Regions from separate parts of the Homo sapiens genome. Here region 1 is linked to region 2. The links are chromatin loops, found by intact Hi-C in ENCODE. Cell type or tissue: dorsolateral prefrontal cortex. All regions are shown on one strand. Each heading gives the region's core, and the rest is flanking DNA. Links, peaks and the distances in the headings are about the cores only.

Region 1 (5,780 bases), core at 211-5,210, 120 kb before region 2:
CTAGAGAATAAAACTTGAAAAAATGGGTAAAAGCCAAGGAAAGCTAGGTGGGAGGCACAACAGTTTAGTCAAAGTCATGCCTAGGAGCAGATGGGCTCTGGTGACATCTTGTCACCAATACTGCTGCTCCAGACTCGGCTGCTGCTGTGCACCATGACAGTGAATGTATTCTCCAGTGCCTTTTTGCTTTGGCTTGACTTACTCAAGAGTCAATGCCATGGTCAGGAGCATCCCATTGGCTGATCCTGGTCACGTGCCCACCTGGCTTTGCCTGCAAGGGGAAGAGATCTGGAACCGTCAGCTTCTTTAATGTAAGGCTGGATTTTGACTTCTTCTCAAGTCCCCAAGTGTGGGAGGGGAGAAGTTCTGGATGTTAAGTAGCAAAAAGTACACACACACAAGCATACGCACACAAACATATATATACTATAACTGAAATTTTAACATTTTGAATACTTATTACTCACGTAATAAAATTTTGTTTCTTTTTTTTATAATAATTTACTTTTATTTTTCTTAAGGTCTATTTTTTCCACTTTTGATGAAAGAGTCTCTTCTGTTCATTCATTCTTTTGTTAAAGGCCTAATACATCTCCCTATAAGTAGGATGCCTGGATTCCCCTTATATTTTCCCATACTTCACTTGAGTCTTCATAATGAAGCCTAATCTCTAACTCCTTCATCCAGTAGCCCAGATTGAGTGCATAGTGATCTGGGGCCGTAGGTAGTCCTGGCAGGTACATCTCATTTCAGGAGAGTTTTTCATCTGTGTCTCTCAACACTTACCTAACGGTGCGAAATCATTTATGGCTGTACCCCATTCCTGGTGCAGTATATGAAAAACTATGAGAACCGAATGAAAATGTGCCTCCTGCAGGAGATCGTTCCTCACCTGCCTTCATCAACCCCCAGTTTTAGCATTCTGAACAGTTAGTGACCTAGACCTTGACAAAAGTTTTCCAATGTCACCCTTGCCAGCAGCCAGTGACTTGATAAAGCCATCTATGGCCCAGACCTCATGGGATAGCTACTCCTGAATCCCGTTACACTCTCCCTAGGCAGCTACAGCACTGAAATCTGGTGAGCAGGCAGCCTCTGCCAAAGGCCCTCAAAGAACGAGATTTTCCTCTGATTGGGTGGTCCATTACTTATCCAAGTCCTAGACTAGATAAATAATGGTATCTATGACGTTCAAAATCTCTTGTTAATTTTTGAAAGGTTCTGCTTTCTAAGGTAAGTGATTTGCAAGCCAGTCCTGCTCAGCCTTCTTCATACATGTCTCCTCTGCCCTGTAAGTAACAGAAATTCTAGCATTTGGATGGTTCCCTAGTTTCTGATGTGAATGTAGTCATTTCACCATTTTCTGGGTGATTTCACTAGTTACTGGGGGAGAACATGTAAAATATCTGTCTGTTGTCAACTGGCCACTTTCCTCCAGAACGCAAACCGATACCAATTTGTTCTCTGATTTTATTTCACCTCTTTGAATCCTTGTCTCATGACTTGCACTTGGCATTCAGGGAAAGGTACAAGGGAAAAACAGACTAGGCCAGAAAAGACATGGCATGTATCTCTCAGATCCTGACATCTTGTAGGCTGTTTTCTGTGAGCTCTGCTGCTCTCCCTGCCTTCACATCTACCCAGTTAACAACTGCTTAGTTCAAGCACTGTCCTCTCTTTGTGGGGCGGGGTGGTCATCTCAGACTGCCCCCATGATTGCCTAACTCCTGTAAGTGCCCATACTCTGTTCTCCCAAGAGCTCTAAACATGCCTAACACTTATTGCACTCTCTCATAGTTGTTGATATAGTCACCCATCTCCCTAGCCAGACTGTGAGTTCTCTGGTAGAGACTAATCCACCTGTCACCGCATTCCTGGCGTCAAGTTCAGTTAGTTAAATGAATAAATAGGTTTGGAAAAGAGATGGGAAAGAAAAGAAGAAAACAATTTATTAGAATATCTAGATTTTTTTCTAAATTGGTAACATTCAAGATTAATCATGCTTTGACAGTTTGGAAGAACAAAAGTGAAGAATAAAGAAAGAACTAAACTGTGATACTGATAGCCTTATTGTTTCTGCTCTGTTAAAAGTATAGTACATGTGTTGGAAGTGAACTTACTGATTGTGAATAACTAATAATAGAAAATAATGATAGAAACATATCTTCTGATGACAGTTTCTGTATAATTCCCATTTCTTTATAATAAATACACTGTTCTTCAGTGGTAGAAAAACTAATTGTTCGCTGTGAAAATGCTACCCATTAGCATCACTGTTCCTAAACAATATACAGTCTTCTCTTATATGGCTCTCAGCTGCACGCTGCCTGGAAGATACTTTAGACATGAGCCAGCTTTTTACATATAACAAATGCCCAGTAAGAGGCACTTAGAATTCCAGTTGGACTGAACTTGCCCCTTCTCCAGAGGGCACATAAATGAATACATACAAGGAAATCCCCTCCCATCATGCACACACATATGCCCGCACGCAATCCTCGGAGCAGCTGTGTTATATTATAAATTGGAGGCCTTTTGTTAGTTCAGATGTTTCAGGTCTGCAAAGGCACTCTGGAGAAGAAATAAATATTATGAGTAAGTCTCGTTTCCATGCTTGTAGTGGGGAAATACTTTCCAGCACAGTTTACTACGGTTTTATACTAAAACAATCTCGTAAAACAATACCAGCATTACTCACTCAGCACATGACTGCTAAGACAAGAATGGTGTCTGTTTTATTCCCTAAATATTCAAAACATTATTTCATTCAGACTCTGTCCCAGATAGACTTTCTTTTCAGTAAAACTAACCAGAATAATCATGGATTGTGTGCTCACTAAATCTATTATTCTTTTTTTAATATAAAATAATTCGTCTTTTTTCCCACTTTACCAAATATTGCATATTTATAAAACTTCACCAATAAGAGAGATCCAATACAAGCATTTAAAGGAAAGGCAGCTTGGAGCTGGGTGGGAGCTCAATCTGGAATCCAGGTCATTCCATTTAAGGATCTGGTCTTCTGCTTTGAAGGCTCAGGATCTGAAGTTGCTTATAAGCTTGGTAACAAGAAGAGAAGGTACTGGAGATAGGTATAAATGCACATTTATTAATTTATAAGGGGAGAGGACTCATAATAATCAGTATACTAAAAGTCTACATAATAAGTGCATTCTCCTCTTATTGTCAAACTATACATGAAGCCAACTGATAAGATTTTATTAAATATGAAGTCAGAATAAGGGTACACAGAGAAATTTATTTTAATGGCACTGGCCTAAGAGAGATATATTTATCTCCCTATGAGATCTTGTCAAAGGGATTAGAAACACTTTGCCATGCTCTTACCAAAGCCTGGCACATTCTCCCACCCCCATTCTCTGCTTACTTTTAGTAATCCATTTAATCTTAGCTTAATTATCACTTTCTTAGAGAAACCATTCCTAGTCTTCTTATCTAAGAAGGGGCCCTGATGTATACTCCAGAGCACTCTGTAATTTTCTTTTGTAACACTTGTCTCAATCTGTAGCTCTACATTTATTTGTTGTTTTAAGTTTTGTCTGCCTCTAGATTGTAAGCTCCAGGAGAGCACGCGTATTTGTTTTGAGCTCTACTATTCTCAGCATCTAGCACAGTGCCTGGCATAGCTAGGAGCATTCAGTACACATTTGTTGAATGAATACATGAATGTACAAGGTAGCGGCTGAGAGCACAGGTGCTGGATTCAGGCTTCCTTAATTGAAATCATCTCTCTGCTTCTTAATAACCACGTGAGGCTGCAAATTACAAAATTAGTTTCCTTATCTGTAAAATGAGAAAATGATAGTATAATACCTACCTCATAGGTATTATACCATCTAATGAGGATTAAATTCCAATGAGGATTAAATAATAGATACAAAATACTTGGAACAGTCAGTGATTGGCACAGAGTAAGCACTCAAGCAGAGTTAGCTGTTAATATCATCTTACAAAGAATAATTCTAAGAAAAGTCGAAAGCCTAATTTCTAAAACTCAGCTTTCTTGGGACGTTACTGGAATAGTACTATCAATACTAACCTCTGGAGATATTTATTTATGTTTCCAAGGTTTAATAGAACCACCTTTTTTATTATAAAATTCTTAAATTAAATAAGTGACTATTAAAACAGATTATACCAAAGCCCTTTCAGCATGAAATAATTTTTTTATTATACTTTAAGTTCTGGGATACATGTACAGAATGTGCAGGTTTGTTACATAGGTATACACATGTCATGGTGGTTTGCTGCACTCATCAACCCGTCAACTACATTAGGTATTTCTCCTAATACTATCCATCCCCTAGCCCCTCAACCCTTGACAGGCCTCGTGTGTGATGTTCCCCTCCCTGTGTCCATGTGTTCTCATTGTTCAACTCCCACTTATGAGTGAGAACATGCGGTGTTTGCTTTTCTGTTCTTGTGTTAGTTTTCACATGAAATATATTTTATCTTATTTTCACAATGTTTTGAATGTACTGATGTGTACTGATCTATTATGCATAGATTTCAGAACTTAACTCTGATGGCAACTGTGTTCTTATTTCCAAGTTGTTGGGAGGGACATCTCTGTAACAGTGAACTATGAACAACAATATTACAGGTGGAAATCATAAAATTTAGAAAGGAAAAAATAAGAACATAATAACTATATATATGTTCTATAACATATAACTATATAATAACTTTTTTATTTTATAAAAAAGAGGTGGTCATTATTGTATTTGTTTTATATTGTTGTAAGGGCTTTACTATGGGGCAAAACACCTTATTTAACAATTATATATTATTATGTTGTAAGGCAAATCTTGGTTGTTAAGTTGGCTGTATAGTTGTTAAGAGTCTTACTCTCTGGCTCATTCATTCAACATTTATTGAGTGGCTAATAGGGCTGGTTTATGACATTTTGGATTTGCACTAAAGCATGGTACAAACAAGATTCTGTTTTTTGATAAATTGGTATTTTGATCATCACAACTTTTATCAATTATTTTTTATGTATTACGTCTGTTATTTTCAATGACAAAATACTGACAACAATAATATATGAAAATGCATTGCTAAAATGACCAAAGTAAGGGCAACCACCCTTTTCAAATTTTCTTATCCTGTATATACCTGTAGTGCACCCTCTGGTCATTAGCTGTAGCTGCTACTCAAAGAGCTTATTTTCATTCACAATTGAGCATCTTTTACCTGGAATTAAAATATTCATTTCAAAACATCTTCTTTTCTTTCCTTTGAGGACATTATAATACTTAATCCTAAATCGGGACTTTAGGAAGTGGCTTTCTATATTTGAGCCTTAATTTGTTCACCTTCTCACTTGTTGGAATCTCCATCCTTTTATTTTCTCACATAGGGGCTCTGCTGTTTTCAGTCCCTAAGACAAGGTTATATCCTGTGTCCACATGAATATCCCACAGATTAAACTAGTGCACTGTCCTCAGAATTGAATCAAACTCAAATATCTTGTACAATTACTCATCTGTTATTCACTTTCTCCTTATCAAACAAAAAGGACTTATAAAAACTATAATTTGTATACTTGAATTATCAATTATAGAGAGATGTGTTAAAAATCTTCCACAATGGTTATAGATTTGCCATTTTCTCATAGTAATTTTATAAACTTTTCTTTATATTTTATAATGACTATATTATTAGGTACACATACCTACAATATATGATAGCAGGTCAAGAATAGACATTAATGAAACACAATGTATATGTATAAAGCATATTTATTATTCCACTCC
Region 2 (5,780 bases), core at 408-5,407:
CTAATCCAAGCACTGATATAATACCAAAGCCAAGTCCTTAATTATTCCAGGAACATCATAGAAATGAAATGTAGAAAACTAATAATAATCATATACTTTGTATGTGTATGTTTTTTCCCAGCACATAAAGGGTTTGTATAAGCTAGTGGTCATCAAGCTGTTAGGAAGAAAAAGCAAAATTAAAACTAAGATCTTCTCATTTCTATTCAAAACCTATTGTCTTTTTTTCTTTTTCATTTTTATTTTGCATTATATACTTAATGCTGTAAAACTAATGAGGATTCAATACTAGCAGAAATTCAGACAGAGGGGTTCATTATTAGTTGATTGTTAGTAATCCTTATCTCTGAAGTTATTTTCATTAATTTTTCTTTTGTGTACTTTTTCTTAGTTTCCAGTTTTTTAAAAAAGTGTGTTTTGATGTATAATTAAAGGAAACATCATGAAATGTCTATTATTTTTAAAAATACTCATGGAAAATGAGTAACAGCATCATTGAATAGTTAACACATGACAGCAAAACCTGAATGAATAATTCTCAGCTCGGAGACACTGAGAAATATTTAATTTTTACATGGTGGAGTTTTTTCTGTTAAGCGTAAAGAGTCACACATGCTCTTATTCATCCCCCTTTATGCCGAGATATTACGTCAACATGTGAGACCATTTCGTAAACCAGTTTGAGATATTTCTGGTTACTCCTTATTATATAGTTTCTTAAAGCACAGTGTAGAAGCTGGTTAGGGATTAATTCCTTTCCTTCCCATCCTAACAGTCATGGCTGACACCTATATAACAATGACAGGTTAACAAGAGAAGAGCATAACAAATATGTTTGATCACAGTTTTACATAACATGGGACCCTTCAGAATAAAGACCCCAGATACAGGGAAAGCAATCCTTTTTTTCTGAGACAGAGTCTCGCTCTGTCACCCAGGCCGGAGTGCAGAGGTGCAATCTCAGCTCACTGCAACCTCTGCCCCCCAGATTCAAGTGATTCTCCTGCCTCAGCCCCTCGAGTAGCTGGGATTACAGATGTCCGCCACCACGCCCGGCTAATTTTTATGTTTTTAGTAGAGACTGGGTTTCTCGATGTCGGCCAGGCTGGTCTCAAACTCCTGACCTCAGGTGATCCACCCATCTCGGCCTCCCAAAGTGCTGGGATTACAGGTGTGAGCCACCACACTCAGCCAAAGCAATCCATTTTTATGCTTAGGTTCAATGAAGTATGAACAGCTGTGTAGAAATATGATTAGACACAAAGGGTATGATCTAATGCTAACAGGCTGAGTGGGGAAACTAGCCCATCCTGCTTGTTCAGATTTTTCTCAGCCCCTCTGTGCAGCACTCACTCCTCCCAGGCAAGAGGTAGGATCCCTCTGGAATGAGGGTCTGAATTTCTTTATGGCCAGGTGTTACACAGAAAAGCTGGGGGTGGGTAGAGTAAATGTTTAGGTTTTATGGCTGGCCTTGAGGAAAAGGCGTTCTGGTGTCTGATCTGACTTGGAGAAGAGGGATTCTAGTGTCTAAGGTTTGCCTGAGGGAAGAAAGAGAGGAGAGACAGGAGGGCAGAAGGTCTGTTTCTGAGGCTGCTTCTTAGGCCTTCACCTTGGGGTGTCGTTTACTGAGCCTCAACAACAGCATCCTTGTTTCTGTCTAATTTTCTCTGGGGGTTTTCTCACCTTTACCTTGAGAAAGTTTTTGTGGAGTTTTGTGCTTTCTTATTCAAGGCCTTCATTTTAAATATTCCCAACAAACAAAGGGATACAGTAAAACTCATGTTGGCTAATTAGAAAAAGGCCAGTATGAATTAAAGGAAGACTCTATATTACAAAATATTGTTTTAAAGTATAGCTGTGTTTCTTGGAAGTTCATCATTTTACCTGAATGTATTATATCTCATTCCAATGAATTTGCTTTAAAGACCTGCCAGTGGTGGTTTGTAATTATAGTATTAATTTTTTAAATTCAATTGGGGTCACGTAACAATTTTAAAATTTGACACAAATTCTAATTTGTTTAATTTTCTTACTTTAAATTCTTTATATAAAGACAATGAAAAACTAAATTCGATAGTTGTACAAATCTAAATGAGAATATAACTTAAGAGTTTTCTTAAGTCATTACTAACACTATGGAAGATCTGATAGAACACATAAGAATATACTGAGACCATCACAGTGCCTACACATAATAAGTATTCAATATATGTTTGTCAGGTGAGAATATGAGTTGTTATAATTCCCAGCATTATATTAAGGGAACAAGTAGATGTGTGAAGAGAGTACCAATAGCATTTTCCATTCTCCCAATTGTCTTCAGTTATTATAGCAGATAAGTTTTTAATCCTATGTTTGTGCTAGCACTAGCATTTACAGGTTTCTCCCTGATATATGGCCCATTAACACACAATAATCCGAGTTCAGAGTAATTACTTACATCATTCAACAGAATAGATCACTGAGGCACTGGGTGACCAGTTGACTTTCCATGTGATGAGACATGATGAGAAAACAGCAAAGCTGAAGGTGCTACTTGGCTCCTCTGGAAGCCATATTTCTGCTTTCTCCTCCCTACATCACTTTCTTTTTCTTTAATGGAATTCTAGGAAGATGTGTGAGTGGGAGAATCTGAGTGTGGAAGGTGTTGCAAAGATGTATATGTTGTCAAAAATTAAGGTAAACTATCATAACACATAAATAAACTATGTTCCTAAAGCTGCAAACTTTTTAGGTGAGAGCAATTATTCTTATGCTCAATTATTTGTTAACCATCATGATGAAATGTCTTCCAGATGCATCTTTGCTTATATCAGCTTATTAACTAAGAGTAGTCAGATTCTATTTATAATGTAAAATATTAAAAATACCCAAATCTATTCAGTCCTTCATAGTTCCCAAAGCTTTCCACATCTATCGTCACATTTGGCCTTCTCAATAGCCCTGTGGAGTAGCTAGAGATGATATAATTGCAGCTGGAAATGAAGACAATATTCAAATGGAGCGTGTCAACCAATTTACTAGTACAATTTTCTCCTATTTCTGAGACACAGATGTGAAAACCAAAAAAAAAAAGAAAAGCAGAATGAATGCCAAGAAATAGCATGTGATTAGAAATGTTGTTCATTTCTTCTTTCAGTAAACCACAGAAAGATAACAAAGGCTACTGCGCCCAGTACAGAGGGGAGGTGTGTAATGCAGTCCTGGCAAAAGATGCTCTTGTTTTTCTCAACACCTCCTATGCGGACCCTGAGGAGGCCCAAGAGCTACTGGTCCACACGGCCTGGAATGAACTGAAAGTAGTGAGCCCAGTCTGCCGGCCAGCTGCTGAGGCTTTGTTGTGTAACCACATCTTCCAGGAGTGCAGTCCTGGAGTAGTGCCTACTCCTATTCCCATTTGCAGGTAAAATCTCAAAAATAAGTCAAAGGAAAAATTCCATTTTTCTATCTGCACAACAGAAGGAGTTTTTGAAAAATGTTGTAATATGCAACAGTAAAAGGAAAAGCTGGTTTTCATCCAAAATAGGAGGTTAATGCCTGGGTGCAGTGGCTCATGCCTGTAATCCCAGCACTTCGGGAGGCCGAAGTGGGTGGATCACTTGAGGTCAGGAGTTTAACACCAGCCTGTCCAACATGGTGAAACCCCGTCTCTACTAAACATACAAAAATTAGCCAGGTGTGGTGGTGCACTTGTAATCCCAGCTACTCGGGAGGCTGAGGCAGGAGAATCACTTGAACTGGGGAGGCAGAGGTTGCAGTGAGCCGAGATTGCACCACTGCACTCCAGCCTGAGTGTTGAGACTCTGTCTCAAACAAACAAACAAATAGGAGGTAATTAATCAGACAATATTTCTACCATATAAATCACTAAAGATAACCTAAAATACAAGTACTTAGAACCTCTAGAAAATATCATAAATGGTGTAATATTCCATTACTCTTGTTATTGTTCACATTATTATCATATCCATAAATATCCCAGATTTCTATCAGATGAAAGGAGAAATCTTAAACATGGACCTCATTAGTAAGCCAAGATAGAGAAAATAAAAACTGTACATTATTTGTCAATAAATGAGATCATGCCAAGCATCTCTGAATGTTATTTTAAAGTACATTCCATCCAAAATTCTAAGTTCTGATGCTGTTGCCTCATTTGGGTGGTTATAGGAAGGAATTAGATTATAAATAGATATTTTGTTAAACTCCCATACTTTTTAAATATTGAAATTGATAAATTTATGTTCAATAGAATTATCTTCATCTTTAATTACTTCTTATGTAGAAAAAAAAGAATCTAGTTTTTGAGCTAAATAGAACAAAGTTCAAATACTGTTAGTTCTGCTTTCTCGATGTGTGTGGTCTTGGCTAAACTTCAGTTTCCTCATCTGCACGGTAGAATTGAGAGGATTAAAGGAAAAATCACACTCATGGAATATGTCAGAAACTAGATAGACATTGTTATTCCTAAATTTTCTGTTGAGGAAACCCCATGACAACAACCAACACAGCACATTTCCACTTCTATTTTGATAAAACCAGAAACTATTTAAATATTGCAATAATTTGAGGACACTCTCTATTTAGCATTCAATAACAACAGTATGGTCATTAAATTAGAGTTTTGTATTCCTCAATTTACTGCAAAGTTTGAGGGTTTGGAGACACTATAAGAGTAATATAATTTGTTTATTCATCTAAGAAGATTGTATTGTGATCAGGCATGTTATCTAAAAATCTCTAGGGACTTCAGCATTGACAGAATAAGAAGGGGAAAGAGAAGGAGAGAAAAAGTAAAATTACTGCAAAAAAAAATGGGAAGAGTGGGTGAGGGGCAGTAAAATTTGTTTTAATAGAACTTAAGAAATACTGATGCTATTTCAACTGTCCTTGCAGTTATTTGAAAAAATAGTGTCTCTGTTAATTATCACTTCTTTAGTTTAGATTTCTCTTTCTTGGGCTTCTTTATAGGATTCTCCAAAATTGTTTATTTGACGTACTGCTCAACAGTGAAAATCCTTTTGCTAGAAAGTAGCACGTGTATAATAAACAGAATGTAACCAGCAAAATAAAGTGACAGTAGATTCTATCAGCTTTTCCTTTAGTACTACTAACATAATTTGTGGTGGCCACGGGATAGTTATCATACTTACACAGTGACACTCAGGCAAATCAGCTCAACACCATGGATAGATGCTTGAGAGAAATAATAATTAGATTAGAAAAATTCTCTGTGTGTGTGACAGCCATTGTGGTTTTCTGATTACAAAACCCACAAGACTCCATTGTATAAAAAAAGAACACAGTACTTTCATTGCTAAAACCCAGAAAGTTGGTCACTACTGAGGTGTGTGTTTACTTATATTTACTTATATCTATATTTCTGTACTCTGAATTCTATTTCATGGATGGTTTCTCTATTTTTGCATTAGAGACTTTGGGTTTAATTACTGTCTTTATAATTAATTTCAATTTGTGCTACGAATTTCGCAGGTTTTCATCTTTTAAAAAATTATTGTTTACTCATTATATAATTATTTTTATTACATGTTGACATTGGCAAAATGTTTCTAAATTTCATATTTAAAAATAATTATATAAGTTATATAATACAATTATATATTAACTTAACAATAATTATCAATAATAATTAATAATTATTATATTAATAATAAATAATACTTAATATGATATAACTAATTATAAGCTATATAATTATATATTATAGTATATAACTTATATAATTGATATAATTTACAATTATATATTAATTATATAAC

The links. Hi-C counts contacts between places; a loop is a spot of excess contacts. Peaks named below come from ENCODE experiments on the same cell type or tissue, not always from the same donor. Only the 100,000 strongest peaks of a DNase experiment are listed, where the experiment ranks them.
Region 1: it touches region 2 in a loop (13-fold over the local background); 5 of 110 quality-filtered maps call a loop at or near these places.

The regions. Positions count from the first base shown.
Region 1 is chr9:110,648,665-110,654,444 of GRCh38, forward strand. No RefSeq gene overlaps it. Among named protein-coding and RNA genes, the nearest start is that of MUSK, 17 kb to the right of the region's middle. In dorsolateral prefrontal cortex, for the core only: no CTCF peak of the experiment used is centred there; no DNase peak of the experiment used is centred there; H3K4me3 peaks cover 1,141 bases; H3K27ac peaks cover 4,888 bases.
Region 2 is chr9:110,764,681-110,770,460 of GRCh38, forward strand. It overlaps MUSK (muscle associated receptor tyrosine kinase), which reads left to right. Exons shown (of 15, transcript NM_005592.4): 9 at 3,140-3,403. LOC107987115 (a long non-coding RNA gene) reads right to left here. Exons shown (of 3, transcript XR_001746892.2): 3 at 1-157. Among named protein-coding and RNA genes, the nearest start is that of MUSK, 99 kb to the left of the region's middle. In dorsolateral prefrontal cortex, for the core only: no CTCF peak of the experiment used is centred there; a DNase peak (open chromatin) is centred at 3,291; H3K4me3 peaks cover 837 bases; H3K27ac peaks cover 5,000 bases.